Linked DNA regions of Homo sapiens: region 2 is linked to region 1. Evidence: read pairs that join two places in POLR2A ChIA-PET (ENCODE). Cell type or tissue: PC-9. All regions are shown on one strand.

Region 1 (2,500 bases):
TATATCTAATAAGCCAACAAAGAAAATACAATTGAATTATAAAAAATACTGAATTAACCCAAAAGAAAGCAGAAAAGGTAGGAAAAGGAATTAAAGAACAGATGGGACAAACGGAAAACAAATAGCAAGAAAATGGACTAACCTAAATTATCTTATATTAATAATCATATCAATCATATTTGATTAATCATATTAATAATCACACCAAACGTAAATGGTCTAAATAATGCAATTAACAGATATTGTCACATTGCAAAATATACATATATATATATAGGACCCAACTATATGCACCTACAGGAAATGTACTTTAAATATAAAAATACAAATAGATTAAATGTAGAGGGATGGAAAAAGACATTCCAAACTAACAACAGTCAAAAGACAGCTATATTTTTATCAAAGTAGATTTCAGAGCAAAGATTACCACGAAGGATAAAGCAGTTCATTTCATAATGTTGAAGGGGTCAGTTAATCACTAAGAAATAATCATCCTAAATCTTTATGCACCTAGTAACAGAGCTTCAAAATACGTGAACCAGAAACTACAAGGAAAAATAGGCAAATCCACAGTTATAACTGGAAACTTAAATACTCCTCTCTAACAATTGATAGAACAAGTATGCAGGCTGGATGCAGTGGCTCACGCCTGTAATTCCAGTACTTTGTGAGGTTGAGGAAGGCAGATCACTTGAGGTCAGGAGTTCGAGACCAGTCAACATGGTGAAACCCTGTCTCTACTAAAAATCCAAAAACTAGCCAGGGATGGTGGGACACACCTGTAATTCCAGCTACTCAGGAGGCTGAGGCAGGAGAATTGCCTGAACCCAGGAGGCGGAGGTTGCAGTGAGCCGAGATCATGCTACTGCACTCTAGCCTGGGCAACAGAGCGAGACTCCATCTCAAAAAAAAAAAAGAAAGAAAGAAAGAAAAGAAAGGAAAAAGATAGAACAAGTAGGTGGAAAATTGATAAAGATATGTAGACTTGAACAATACCATCAACCAACATGACCTGATTTTCTCCCACTCTGTAGGTTGCCTGTTCACTCCGATGATAGTTACTTTTGCTATACAGAGGCTCTTTAATTAGATCCCATTTGTCAGTTTTTGCTTGTGTTGCATTTGCTTTTGGCATTTTCATCATGAAACTTTTGCCTGTGCCTATGTCCTGAATGGTACAGAATGGGAGAAAATGTTTGCAATCTATCCATCTGACAAAGGTCTAATATCCAGAGTCCTCAAGGAACTTAAACAAATATACAAAGAAAAAATAAACAACCCCATTAAAAAGTGGGCAAAAGACATGAACAGATACTTCTCAAAAGAAGATATTCATGCGACCAACAAACATATGAAAAAAGCTCAACGTCACTGATCATTAGAGAAATGCAAATCAAAACCACAATGAGATACCATCTCATACCAGTCAGAATGGCAATTACTAAAAAGTCAAGAAACAACAGATGCTGGCAAGGTTGCAGAGAAAAAGGAACACTTTTACACTGTTGGTGGGAATGCAAATTAGTTCACCATTGTGGAAGACACTGTGGTGATTCCTCAAAGATCTAGAAGCAGAAATACCATTTGACCCAGCAATCTCATTACTGGGTATACACCCAAAGGAATATAAACCATTCTATTATAAAGATAAATGCACATGTATGTTCACTGCAGCACTATTCACAATAGCAAAGACATGGAATCAACCCAAATGCCCATCAATGAAAGACTGCATAAAGAAAATGTGGTATATATATACCATGGAATACTATGCACCCATGAAAAGGAACGAGATCATGTCCTTTGCAGGGACATGAATAGAGTTGGAAGCTGTTATCCTCAGCAAATTCACGCAAGAATGGAAAACCAAACAGTGCATGTTCTCACTTGCAAGTGAGAGCTCAACGATGAGAACACACAGACACATCAGGGGGAACAACATACATTGTCAGGGGAGTGGGAGGAGCGAAAGCATCAGGAAGAACAGCTAATGGCTGCAGGGCTAAACACCTAGGTGACGGGTTATCTGTGCAGAAAACCACCATGGCACACATTTACCTATATAACAAACCTGCACATCCTGCACATGTACCCTGGAACTTAAAAGTTGAAAAAAAAAAAAAAAAGCAAAACAACAAAAACAGACCTGATTGACATTTATAGAACTCTCCACCCAACAGAACACATACAAGTGCACATGGGATATTTAACAAGATAGACCATGTCCTAGGACATGAAAGAAAAAAATCTTAAAATTTTTTAAAGGCTTCAAGTCACATAAAGTATGATCTCAGATCACAATGGAATTAAATTAGAGATCAATAACTAAAAAAGTCTAAAAAAAATCTCCAAATGTTTGGAAACTAAATAACTTGCTTCTAAATAACTTGTGAACTAAAGATGTCAAAAAGGAAATATAAAATATTTTGAGCTAAGTCAAAAAAAAAAGCACAACATTTCATCCAATATAATGATAAACCAATAACGGATGGATCTAAGG
Region 2 (2,500 bases), 170 kb after region 1:
CACTCCAGCCAGGGGACAGAGCAAGACTCTGTCACAAAAAAAAAAAAAAAAGACATAGCAAGCTGCCTCTTGTGGCGTAAGCAGGGTGTGAAGTGCACAGAGAGCACTGCAGATAGTAAGTGCTACCAGAGTTTGTTCACAGGTCAGCAGTATCTCACAGCTAGAATTAGTGTCAGGAAAGACTTCATAGAGGACTGGAAGTAGAAATAAAGAAGGACAGGTAATAAAGACATTCTGAAGGAAGTTAAATGACATAAGTAAAAACAAAAGTGAAGCAGTATAAATAAAAGTTTGTTCTGCAGATCAGAACAAAGAAAAATGCTTGGCTTGCCAAGAATGCAGCAAGGGGAACAGAGGGAGATGAAGTGAGTAAAGTGGTCTGGGGCTGGAACTCTGTGTCAGGAAAGCAACCACCACCCATACAGAAATTTTAGAACCTGCACCTTCTCTATTCCATGCTCCCCAGCAGAAAACAAAAGTTTAAGTGCTGTTGGCTCATTTCCGGATTTTTCTTGCATGACTTCTCACACAAAAGAAATCTGCTCCACTCTGATAAACATGACAGGACCACAGCCATCCCTCTTCAAGTCTTGCCTGCTCTAGCAAGTTGTATCAACACAGGCAAAGTTGTCAAATTCTCAATGCCCAGAGAACCTCCCCTTGGCACTTTCCAGGTGGCCACGAGTAACCCCACAAAGTTTTTAATACATTTACCCTGCCTGTGGAGGCCCCAAATCCATAATGGAGCCAGCTGAACAGCTCAGTGGTGAGACATACAACATAAGGCTCTGACCTGTCTCCTTCAGATGCCTATACTGTACATCCCAGCAAACAGATTCCTCATTGCTCTGAACAGATATTGTCAAGAGAGTGGTATAGGGTGCATATATTAGGCACCATAGGAAACAGATATTGCTGGGCTTCTTTTTCTGTGCCTAATAAAAAAGCTTTCTAGCTGGATAGGTCCAAAGAAGCAGCACTTGACATTTGACTTTGTATATCCCTAATTGTACCCAGACCAATTTCGGTGAACATAATATAATATTGTGAACTGCTTCCTGGTTCTCCTCTGTGTAGGTCCCAGACCTCCTAACAACCCAAACAGGCTCCATTAGGGTAGACAGGCTCCACAACAGAGTGAGAACAACATATGAATGAGAATCAGAGAAAATTATATTCTAGCCCTGGCTTACCAAAACCTTGGGTAAGTTTGTTCTTCTGATATGTAAATAAGAAGTTTGGGAGAGATGGTCTCTAAAACCCCTTCCAGCTTTCACATACTAGGATTTCAGTCCTAGCACCTAACACCAATGGCCTAAAAAGTCAGAATGAAGTTTTTCATCTGTCATTGTGAGTCCCAATTCAATGCCATCTACAAATCTAACTCTCAGAAGCCAAGTTGGAGTAGTAAAGGCTCCAAAGTCAGTGGCTGTACAATGGGCTCCAGAATAGAAGGTATGAAACAAAAAAAGTTGGTAGGCAGGACTGCAGCCTAGGATAAAAAGCTAGTTTCTAATTGGAGCCCAGGAGTCCGGGGAGAAGGAAAAAAGGATAGGTCATGTCAAAGCAATGAAGTAATGCATGAACCAAGAGACACAACATAAAAGGGAGTATAAAAAGACTCCACAAGACTCTAGGTCATAAGCAAAGGAAGTCAAAGAAAAACTAAAAGGCCACAGAACCTAGAAGTGATTGTTCCCCAGAGCATGGCCCTTGGGCAATCTCAGAGGCATCCTTTAAGATGATCCCTAGCGGTCCTTGCCCTCCTAGTGTTCATGCCCTTATGTAATTCCCTCACCTTGAGGATGGGCTGGACTTACTAACAAACACAATATAGAAGAAGTGATGGCCTATCAATTCCAAGATTAGATGATAAAAAGATGGAGGTATCTATCTTAGGCACTCTCTCTTGCGCTCTCTTGGACCACTTGTTCTAGGGGAAACCAATCATCATGTCCAGTATAGCCCAGTGTAGAGGCCCATATGGCAAGGAACCAAGGCCTGCCAACAACCATGTGAATTAGCTTAAAAGCAAACACTCTCCCCCCAAATAGAGTCTTCAGCCCCAGCCAACAGTTTGACTGCCATCTCATGAGAGACTCTGAGCCAGAGGTACCCAGTCAAGCTATATCCAGACTCCCGATGCACAGAATCTATGAGATAATAAATACTTATTATTTTAGCCCTCTCTGTTTTGGCATAATTTGTTATACACCAATAAGTAACCAATACAGTGGGGACCAGGCCCATTTGCTCAGCCATTTCAAGACTGCAGGTGAAGCTAGGGAGGTGGTTATACTCAATAAGAGAGTACAGCTGGAGCTGAGGTCAAATATTAGCACCCAGACTTTATTAACAGTCTCCCCATGGCCCACAGTAAGCCTTGAATAAAAGCCTGGTTTGGCCACACCAGAGTTACGCATGATGGCTGGGTATAGCCGAAGTGAGACAATGAAACTACAGCAGCCCTCCTTTATTCTCGGGGGATGCATGCTAAGAC

The links. Peaks named below come from ENCODE experiments on the same cell type or tissue, not always from the same donor. Only the 100,000 strongest peaks of a DNase experiment are listed, where the experiment ranks them.
Region 2: POLR2A ChIA-PET joins it to region 1 with 6 read pairs; 14 of 35 experiments call an interaction of 5 or more read pairs at or near these places.

The regions. Positions count from the first base shown.
Region 1 is chr11:4,035,478-4,037,977 of GRCh38, reverse strand. The region is part of intron 3 of STIM1 (stromal interaction molecule 1); the gene reads right to left. Among named protein-coding and RNA genes, the nearest start is that of RRM1, 58 kb to the left of the region's middle. In PC-9, no CTCF peak of the experiment used is centred here; no DNase peak of the experiment used is centred here.
Region 2 is chr11:3,863,981-3,866,480 of GRCh38, reverse strand. The region is part of intron 1 of STIM1 (stromal interaction molecule 1); the gene reads right to left. Among named protein-coding and RNA genes, the nearest start is that of MIR4687, 9.2 kb to the right of the region's middle. In PC-9, no CTCF peak of the experiment used is centred here; no DNase peak of the experiment used is centred here; H3K27ac peaks cover 1,378 bases.